Regions from separate parts of the Homo sapiens genome. Here region 1 is linked to region 2. Evidence: chromatin loops called from intact Hi-C (ENCODE). Cell type or tissue: GM12878. All regions are shown on one strand. Links, peaks and the distances in the headings refer to the core of each region. The heading gives the core; the rest is flanking DNA. Region 1 overlaps VOPP1 (VOPP1 WW domain binding protein). Region 2 overlaps EGFR (epidermal growth factor receptor).

Region 1 (5,337 bases), core at 1-5,000, 490 kb before region 2:
TGACCTTTCTTTTCTATTAACTCAGAGTTTCCTGTGAATTACATGCACAGCCAGTGAGGGCCCTGATTTTATCTCCCTCTCCCCTGTTGCTCTGTGCCAGCTGGTTATGATCCAGGGACCCAGGCCACGAATGTGGCAGATTCTAAGGGTGGCTAAGAGTAGGGAACCTCAGAGGCCTTTTTGGTTCATAAAATGCTAAGGTTCTATGCCTTTGTTCCGCCAGCTGGCTGAAGTGAGGTCCTGCAAACAATCCTTACAGGAAGAGTGAAAGTACTAAGCTGTCTCCTAGTAGCCCTGCTGAAGTTATTCTCAGTGGCCTTCACACAGTAACTCCTTAGAAACTAAAAGGAAAAAAAAAGGTTTTAAAACTGACTACACTTCAGTTGAATCCCGAGAGTAATGAGGCCCTAAGCATATGCACCTCCCTGGGGCTTTTTGTTGTGTGCATTGTTTTCTAGATATTGTCACTGCATTCTCTTTCTAGAGGTTTGGTTGGTTACACTTTTGAAATCTACTTAGTATTTGTTTGAAGGGCTCTGTTCTTACTGAAGTGAGCCCAGAAATGTATAGTATGCTATTTAGTGTAAAACTCACCAATACCAGTGCCTCTGCTTCCAAGGAGATAGACTTATTTTAGTTAAGGGACTACTCATTATCTTTCTGATCTTTCCCAGGAACCAAGAGCTGGAAACGCTTAAGCCACGTTGCTTTGTGCTTCAATGCTGTTGGGCAAAAGAACAGATCTTCTTGGACTAGAAAAAGGAACAGTTGTCAGGCTGGGTGCGGTGGCTCATGCCTGTAATCCCGGCACTTTGGGCGAGGCGGGTGGATCACGAGCTCAGGAGATCGAGACCATCCTGGCTAACACGGTGAAAGCCCATCTCTACTAAAAATACAAAAAATTAGCTGGGCGTGGTGGCGGGCGCCTGTAGTCCCAGCTACTCGGGAGGCTGAGCCTGGAGAATGGCGTGAACCCGGGAGGCGGAGCTTGCAGTGAGCGGAGATTGTGCCACTGCACTCCAGCCTGAGCAACAGAGTGAGACTGTCTCAAAAAAAAAAAAAAAAAAGGAATAGTTGTCTCTTAGAGAGGGTTGCAAAGTGGACATTATCTTTGAACTAGGGAAAAATAATAAGATCACTGAGTATTTTTCTGAAGTTCTGTGTATTTTGATGCCTGGGAGTCTGGAAATTAGAACTGAGTTATGTTTAAGAGTGTTTTTTGTCTCTTGCCAAATGTCTTTTGTGCCCTGGAATTCCAACAAATGTGGCAGTCCCTGGCTGCCAATTTCCTGAAATAAACCTTTCAGCCCACCCACTCTTAAGAGTTTTTAGAAACCAGGCAACATGCAATTTGAATGAAAAAGAATCCTGCAGGGAGTTTGCTGTCTCTGGAAACTCCACGGGAGGCCAGGTGGTCATGGGTGAGAAGTGGCAGCAATAAATGAACCGGCTGGCAAGAGCTCTGCTCTGAAGTGGGGAAAGCCTGGGTCCAGGTGTCTGAGGAGGCCTGTGGGCGTTGGGCCCAGACCTGGGGCTTTCCTTGGTTTTTGCTTTCTTTTACTTTGGGCACAGCTATAAAGGCTAACGGAGGGTAAATGACTTAGAAATACATGGCAAGGATAGGATTAGGCTAGTGCTCACTTGATTAGCTCTGCAGGGCAAGGACATTTCCTAGAACTCACTCTATCATGTCCTCTTGATGAAGCTTTTCAGATTTCACCTTCTCAGTGAGGTCTGTCTTGACCACCCTATTTAAAATTTCTTCTCAGTTCTTTCCCTAGTCTACCTTAACTCTGACCAATATCCTCCTTTTCCCATAACTATCTTTAAAATATGACAGAATTTACTTTCTACCATGTAAGCAATTTAGGGGCAAAGGTTTTGCTCTGATTTATTGATTGACATATCCTTAGTTGCTGGAACCATGCCTGGCACAGAGCAGGGACTCGATGGAGACTTGAATGAGTAAAGCCGTCAGTGGTAAGAGCCCTGTGGGCAGGAGCTGAGTAGATGGGCAGTGGGAAAAGAAGAGGCAGTTGATCAGGGGCTGGAGGGCAGCAGAGCACCTCTAGTGATGGAAACCCACTGTGCCTTAAGACAAAGTATCAACTTTTGGGGCAACTTCAGTTGTTAAAGTTTTCTGTAATATTGAGGGGAAATGACAGTATTTTCAGCCTGGTCCTAGGTCTGCACTCATGGGCTTTTCAGAAATATCACAATGACAGGCCCTCAGTCTTCTAACACAGCTGTGTGGTCCCATTTTGTGTGTGTGTTCTTTTCCAGGCCTCACCTTCTGTTGTTTCAAAACATGGTTTTAAATCATCTCACCATCCTCATAGCTGCAGTTTGAAAATTTTGGACTGGATGGTGATGAGGATGTCCTCAATATCTGAAAATAATTGGTCCTAGAAAAAGGCCACTTAGCCATTAATCCATGTGAATCAGGGATCAACATTTCCTAGTCAAAGTGGAAAAAAAGTTCGGTTGGGACTTTATTTTGGAAAAACAAATATCAAATTGTAAACATAAAAGTTAATTTCATCCTGAGTACTCATTTTATTTTATTTTAAATCTATTTATTTATTTAGAGATATGGTCTCCCTCTGTCGCCTAGGCTGGAGTGCAGTGGCATGATCTCGGCTCACTGCAACCTCTTCCTTTTGGGTTCAAGTGATTCTCCTGCCTCAGCCTCCTGAGTAGCTGGGATTACAGGTACACGCTACCACAGCCCAGCTAATTTTTGTATTTTTTTTTCTTTAGTAGAGACGGGGTTTCACCATATTGGTCAGGCTCTGAGTACTCATTTTAGAATGATGAGTCCATTTTGGGGGGACAGTGTAATTTTCCTGACAAAATTCTATAATGCACATAAGACAGTCTTCACTTGATGTTGGACTTCAGTGGCATGATCATAGTGAAAGTTTTTTCCCCAGAATTAGTTGCGCTGGTCTGGAAACTCCCACCACCCCCACCTCCAGCTTCTCTTTGTCCTTTTTATTCATATCATTCTCCTTTGGCCACCTTTTGGTTCATATTAAATGGCTTGACTGCTAGATCTTTTGTCACTTTCATTGGCTTCATGAGCTGCTGCACCTTTGTGAGGTCTGCAGGGCCTGTTTGCTGTCTGTGTGTGGTATTTGGGTTGCACTCTCCTGTGATCTTGGGATCGGAGATTGGTTTTGGATCTGCCAGTGTTAAGTGGGCTGGGGTGAATCCAGTGTTTCTTGTGGTTTGTGCTGAAACCTTTGGTTCCCCTCCAGGTCCTCCCCACTGGCACTTATTGAACAATAGGAAGCTCTGTTCTGTGGGTGTGGTCTGACTGGCAGCATCAAAACCTTTGGCCCTTGTCATTAAGCAGATAAAATTATACTAGTTTATACTAGTGCGTCCTCCCACCTCCACCCCTGCAGCCAGGAGATTCACCCTGAGTTTGCAGTGAGACCGAAATCTTTTTAACATGTGCTGCTGCTAATCCACCACACCTCACAATAGTTGTAGAGCTGTTTATTATTTTTTAAAAACCTAAATTGAGGACTTTACATTGTTTCCAATTTCACATTAATCATTCATCTCATCTACTTAAGCCTATCAACATATGTCTGAACACTATTTTTTAAAATCCAGTGTCCCATATTGTTTTGTACCATGGACCGATTTGATTATACTCCTGTTGGTTTTATCCAACTGATTAACAAACATGTTGAATAGAGCAGAGTCAATTACAGAGATTCTGGGTGGAGTTGGATGACTGAGATTTTGACTTGGAGAGTAAGGATATCCTTAATTTTAAAAAGTCAGAGTTTAATTTTAAATGCTGGTTTTGAAGTGTTTGATGATCTGTCCTTGGTGAAAAGAGATCCAACAAATGAGAGTCTAGAATGCGGGAGGAGGGTGTCTAAACGCGAAGGTGATCTGCATTCAGATACCGTAGAACAGTAGAGAAGAGGCCTTGCAGAAGGCCATCGGATTCGATAATTGGCAAACAGTGACCTTCCCTTGTCAGGGTTAAAGAATCAAATGGTCAATGAAGACAGGGAGGCAGTGACTAATACATATATATATAAAATTTCAGGAAGTACAGCTATATACTTCAAAACTGTCAACAAGAGAACAATGTCCTCAGACCAGAACAAAGAGATATTATCCGGTAAATTAGGTTTGAAATCGATCAATTGCTTGCTTCAAGCATAGGGCATATCTGGTGGTCGTTAGGAGTCACATTTGGATGGTGCCATGACCATGTATTACAGAATCTCAACTCCTTCGGAGTTGCCTGGGAGTCTTTGAGTAAACCTAAGCTCCCACTGACATACACCTGTAAAGAGAAATCCCTCAGTGTTGCTGGAGGCCCTTTGGAAGATTCCCTACTTGGTCTGGAACTTGTGGCCCAGGGTGGATTAACAGAGTATTTATATTGTCAGTCATTCCCAAGCAAGTTTCCTGTGCCCAGGTGGCTGCACACCTGCGGACAGGAGGGAGGGTTTCCTTATCCTGTCGATTAAAAAGTGGGCTTGCTTGTTATTATCTGTGACTAGATTAAGAAGAAACTTTGTCATAAGCGTCCATAGCAAGGGAAAGCAAGATTGTGATTGTGATCATAGTTGGCTCTTAATTTCTGCCCTAGGTAAGACAAAAAAAGGGTCCATAGCCATCTCTTTTGCTAGGATGGTTGAGCAGCTACTCAGGTGACAGCTTGACTTTTAATACTGAGAGGAAAGATGAGTGAAACTCTTTAGCTCTTTAGTTGGCCTCATTCTCTTGGTGTTTTGTGATCTGAGTGTCATCAAGGGCCAAAACATGGCATTATGGAGAGGGTGGGGACAGATCCTAAACCCTTATGGGGAGTGGGGAGAAGAGGAGAGTGAGAGAGAGCAAGCGAGCGAGAGAGAGAGAGAGAGAGAGAGACAGAGACAGAGAGAAAGAGTGTGTTGATGAGATTATTATTGAAGAAGCTCCTAGTTCCTAGTTCCCCCTCCTTCCCTTTAGTTGGAGAGAAAAGCAGCCAGGCCTGCGGTGAGTGAAGCTGTGAAGCCAGGTTCCTATAGCCTAAGGGCAGCTGTGTAAAACAACGTGGGGTTCCCTTAGATTAAATCTCTGCAACCTCTGTTCTTCTCTGCTGCCCTCAAGATAAATTCCAAACACTGTTTTTCCTCCTTAGAATTTCTTCAGGAATTCTCCTTTCTTTCCTTCTCATTTCTTTCCTCCCAAATTGAGCAGCTTTCTCTAGCTCAAAGGTTGTCAAAATTTTGGCTCTTATACTCTTTTAGGGAATTTTCAAAAGCTATATACCCTCTCACATAATTTTAAGTGGAACATACAGGTTAAGCAACCCTAATC
Region 2 (5,385 bases), core at 122-5,121:
GGCATTATGAAAATAGATAAGCGGGTGGTCAGAGCTCTGATGGAAATTATGTTGTAGTATATATATTCTGACATACGAAGAACTCTTCAGGAGTGAATGAACCATGTGCTCTACTAATGAAGTTCAAAGGGAAAGAAACTACAGTATTCCTCAGTGGGGGTGGGTGCCATGCACAATAAGTAGGTTTCATTGCAATGAGCATTGAAAATCACCTAGATGATAATAGGCGAAGGGGTGTGAGTATGTTGTTTTGTTTGCTTGGCTACTTTTGGTTGGTGTGTATGTGTAAAAATAGGCCTATCAGATGATGGAATAAAAAGAGGAATCTTTTTCTGGACATTAGTTGTGTTTCTAAGTCTAGGCCACAGAGTGTCCTAAAAATTGTAATCATTAAAGTTAATATGCCTAACAGTGCTTATCAGGATTTTTTTTCCAACCAATGAAACTAGATTTTACTGGTGCCCTTGAGTCTTGATAATAAAACTCAAGGACATCAGTCTTGTATTTGCCTGCATTTCCCATTAGATTGAAGGAAGTTACAAGGCTTTCTTGGGTTTTAAGAATATTTGACATGCGTTACCATTTCTGTTGATTTATTCATTTGTACTGAGAATCATATTTTAATTCAGAATTTCAGCAAGGTGTAGGCTTGAAAAATAAAGCCCTCATGCAGCTTGGATTTCGTATTAATACATCTCAAGCTTGTACAACACTACTAACAGAATGTTATAATAAACCATACCAGTATCCCAAAGAGATGCTTTAATACCAAATGTCTCATTTATAACAAATTACTAATGGACAATTGCTAGGCTGGACAAGTGAACAAGGACAATTAATTGAGGTAAACAGGCTTGGACATTTCCAGTTGAATGGAAATTTCCACGCGATGTGCTTGCTTGTCTCTTTGTAAAGAACTGTTGTGCAGAGTTCCACTATTGCACCCCCACCCCTTGAAAGCCAGCCCATCTAATTTAATGCTCTTTTTAGCTCAGCAAATTCTGATTTGGAGAGTTGATGTGCATGGATTTTTGTGCAATCTTATTTACAAATCAACTGAAAAAAAAATAAAGAGTTCCAATCCCAGAGTACACTGTGTAGCTCTGAGCGTGCCAGAGAAGGCAGCTGTGGTGCACTTGTGATGGCCTCTGAGGGCTCTGGGTGCTGTCCTCACTACGGTGGTAGGTTCTGCTGCCTGAGTGTATCCATTACAGGAACTCGAGCTTTGGGTGGCCCATTATAACCCAGCTCAAGAGGATGTGTCTCCAAGTTTCAGGAGGAACATAGCTGTACATCAGCTGCAATGTTCCTGTGACCTAATCTAGGGGGAAATTCAGATTGGTAAATTTGTTCCAAAACACATTGTTGCATTGTTGTGGTAGTGGTTGCTAAGTCCATTCCCCAGTGAATATATTCTGAAATTAGATATAAACTATCTATATTATAAAAGCCCTAAAACAGGAAATTCTGTCATGTTGGTCACAGCTCAATTAATAAAATGACCTCCATACAAAGAAGGGTTCAGAGTGAATGAAAAGTGGCCACCGGTGTGGAGGAAGCTGGAGGCCTTCACAGATAAGTTAGGCCCAAACTGTCCTAGGTAGTATCCTCTGGTTGGTGGAATTCTTTGAAACATTTTTTTTTTTTTTTTTAGCTCCTGCTTCAACTTTAATTTGCTCTGCCCTTTAGAAGAATGCAGGCTGCAACCGTGGCCCCTGCCCTGGCCCTGGCTGCCCACTGATGGTCTGGGCTACCTACACACCCTTTGGCCTTCTATTCAGTTACTTACAAATGCTCTTTAAAAGTCTTAAGAAGATGACAAAGTGATTTTACTGGTATTGTGAGTTATTTTAGTTGCTCTTATACTGATTTTCCATGAATGTGATTGTTTTAATAGTAACCTTTGCCAAAGATTTCTAAAATAGATTTCTAAAATACCATGCAATCTCAAGGTTCAAATTCTGGATGAAAATAATGTTTTGTTGAAATGATCTTCCAAAGAGAACACCGTGCTTGGTAATTAGAATGACAGGTTAAGCATTATTCTTCAACTACCATAAGGAAAAATAATCTTGTCTTTGCCACCTAATTGATTTGCTTACTAATTGATTTAAAATGTCCTTTCACTTTAATGAGTCTGTCTATTTACAGTGGTAGTTTATAAGGTTAAAGTATGCATTCCCAAATATTAGATATTCTTTAATCATGTCGTATATCCAAGTTGAAAACAGTAGGTATTTGGGGAGCAAGCAAGACGATATTTAAAATAATTAGGTATTTTTTAAAAATTCATATTATTCTCAAAAATAATTCTGGAAAGACTTCGGTGGCCTTTCACATTGAATGAGAGAATATGATGTCACCACTTACACTTTCTGTTTCTGTTTTATGTTCACAAACCAGGCCAGGGGGCCAGCTGTAAACCCACATTCTATTTTGATTACATTGTCATAACTTTCAGTTCTAACTGGAGAAAGCCAGAATTTAAATCTAGCCAGAGTATTAATGCTGCTCAACCAGGAGGGAAATGAAAGTGGGATCTCAGAGTGAACATGTGGTCCTTCCGAATTTCCTCCTGGACCTGGACAGGACTCATGGTCGAACCCGAGATCCTGAAACATTTTCACCGTGACTCAGAGTGAGCAGGAAGGGTGGGGCTGGCCTCTTTGTTTTCTCACAAGGTTAATAGCGTGTACCTTAGAATGAGCCAGAGCGCAGCAGGGGTAACAGCACATGGCTTAGCCTTCGCGAGGCAGATGTGGTGAATGAGCCGTTGAGACCGCCCCTGACAACGTCAGGCTGTTTGCAGTACCCATGGGCCTCGCCCTCTCCAGACTAGGGGAAGGGTGTGTCTGAGATGCAATCTAAGAAATGATCATTCTTTAAATTCTAAAGGTGAAGAGATGTAAACAGCATTTTAATTATAATTTGCCTAAAATGTGTTTCTTGTAGAGGATAGGCATCCCTGTGCACATGCAAAATCTTGGAAGAAAAATATATGTTGAGAAGGCTTGACTAAGGGACAGAACAAATAGCACGCTGGTTTTCTGTTTTCCTTAACGCTGATAAGGTCAGAAGAGCTGTGAATGTCTCTATGTAATTAACAGGGTGCAAAAGAACAGGAACGAGATTCAGGGGACTCCAGAAAGAACTTTAATTTCTGTTCCTTGGTTTCCTCATGGGACACATGGGACGAAGTATTAATAGCTATAAATGCCCATAACAACTGAGATTTGATAGTAAATTCCAAATTAAGTTAACACTTGAACTTTATAAAAAATACACACTTCATTTCCCTATGGGCCATATACAAAATGTGAGCTGCAATCAAAGTCCTGGCTAGGGAGTTTCTGGTAACGTGTCTGTATTATGGGATGTACACACTGAGAAAAGCATTGATCACTGCACCTGCAGAAGCCTTTCCAGCATGTGCCTCACCCACATACTGCCTGAAAGTCTTCTGAGAATCATTCTATAGTCACAAAAAAATCCCCTGGGAAGGTCCTACACTCATACCTATTTTACAGATTGAGGAAGTGGGTTGAGAGGCTTGATAACTTGTGCAAGGCAGCGTGGCTGGTAAGCAGACACTCTTCACAATTGCACTATGCTGTCTGCAATATCCAACTGCCCTTTCCTTGATCCGGCACATAGTTTGAATTGAGGGAAGTCTTTCAGTATTTAGAAAAATCACAGATGACTAAATGGTAAAATAGCAGAAACAATGAGTGAGAAGTTAGATATTTGCTTCATTCCAAGGGAAGAGAAACGACAAAGTAGTCAGGTAGTTAGCCAAAAGCTCAGCCTCCAAGAGCAGTCAGATATAGCAAAGCCTGAGAATTCCTTATCTAAAAGTAGTGAAATGTGAAAGGCTAACATGAGAAATTTCATCCTGATTATAAGGAAATTTTCCAGACAGTGAAGTGAATTGAACTGTAATCATGTACCTAAAAAGAAATCATGAAAGTCCTTTGTGTATGGCATTTTAGAAACTGACAAGCACACAGGAAAGAAGGCAGGTTCACTGACTCCAGACATCTTTCCATCTGCACTATCTTTTTAAGGATTACTTTAAGGACCTCAAAAGGAGACAAAACAGCAGACTGTTAAAAGCAGCCGTCAATATTTATCTAAACACAATGAAGCAACTGCTTGTGCTACGACAAGCAGTAATAAAATGATGGGACTACCACTGTTGGTCCTATTAGTGGAAACAATTAATAGAAAAATGGGCCAACATGAAACTGTTGGTAACTTTGTAAGGGAAAATCACTTCCCTAAAAAAGGGAACGGCATCAGCATCACCACTCATGAGAGCAATGATTGACACTTCACATGCACCAGCAAACCTCATCCAGCCCGCAGCCCTCTGAGGAAAGCACTGCTGACAGCTCCATGGTGCCCACCAGAAAATGCAGGTGCAGCTGCTTCAGGAGCTTACTCAAGTCCCACAGCTGGTAAGTGGGACAGCTGGGATTTGCACCACATTCCTCTGACTCTGATGAACGTGCTTTTGTCCGTGATATAATGCCACAAATAGAGCTCTAAAATCCACCTTGAGTAGGCAGTATACTCCAAAGTTGTGCAGAGTACAGACTAGTAATAGGTACAATTGCTAGTAATAGCTACAACGCTTAAACTGATGTTGCATACATTTAAAATTAAGTTTGCATTTGAACTTGATAAAACGTGTGCATTTAACTTACTTCCCTGCAGGTCACATACGAAATGAGAGCTGGATTCCAAGGCCTAACCAGGGAGTTTCTAGTATTACTGTGGCACACAGTGGACGCTGCACTGACCACAGTGTGTGCGAAAGTATTTCAGGTCTCTCTACTCCATTTTCTCTGCAGTACTCTCTGACCCAATCCAAGAGAAAAATGTGCTGCAATATTGGCTGTCTTCTGTTGGTGTTGCTAAGTTACTGAATATTTTGCCTTGCCTTGCCCAGAAACTGTGTTAATTGTCTTTAAAGAGATAAGCTACATTCTGGAACATCTTTGTATATGCCCTAAATGTACTGAGTATTTTTGTAAAATAAATTTTGTTCTATTCTTTCTCTCTCAAATATAATTTGGAGAGAACCATGTGATTCTGTACTAATTTGAAACATAAATCTCTAACATATTATTAGTATATAAGCAGAAAAATATCTTTTTTTAGAGTCCTTGGGAGCTGTGCGTGTGCCTACGCAGGCACACCCATGCATCCTGGTAAGACTGCCTAGAAAGGAAGAGACCCATGCTCTGAAAGGGATGATGACATTGAACAGAGAACATGATGGATCACAATTCTGCCAGTGAAGGCAGGGCAGGTGGAGAGGTGGGTGCTGGTCTGGTCCCTGTGTTTAACACAGCCAGGCCATCTGTTTTAGTCCTCTTTTCA

The links. A loop is a pair of places that touch in the nucleus more often than their neighbours do. Peaks named below come from ENCODE experiments on the same cell type or tissue, not always from the same donor. Only the 100,000 strongest peaks of a DNase experiment are listed, where the experiment ranks them.
Region 1: a loop joins it to region 2, with 3 times the contacts of the local background. A loop is called at or near these places in 2 of 110 quality-filtered maps.

The regions. Positions count from the first base shown.
Region 1 is chr7:55,563,812-55,569,148 of GRCh38, reverse strand. All of the region lies in intron 1 of VOPP1 (VOPP1 WW domain binding protein), which reads left to right. Among named protein-coding and RNA genes, the nearest start is that of VOPP1, 6.0 kb to the left of the region's middle. RefSeq lists silencers at 1-273, 421-470. In GM12878, for the core only: a CTCF peak has its summit at 2,052; no DNase peak of the experiment used is centred there; H3K4me3 peaks cover 4,435 bases; H3K27ac peaks cover 4,755 bases.
Region 2 is chr7:55,071,459-55,076,843 of GRCh38, reverse strand. The region is part of intron 1 of EGFR (epidermal growth factor receptor); the gene reads right to left. Among named protein-coding and RNA genes, the nearest start is that of EGFR, 55 kb to the right of the region's middle. RefSeq lists enhancers at 2,286-2,455, 1,968-3,167. In GM12878, for the core only: no CTCF peak of the experiment used is centred there; DNase peaks (open chromatin) are centred at 2,583 and 3,473; H3K27ac peaks cover 1,933 bases.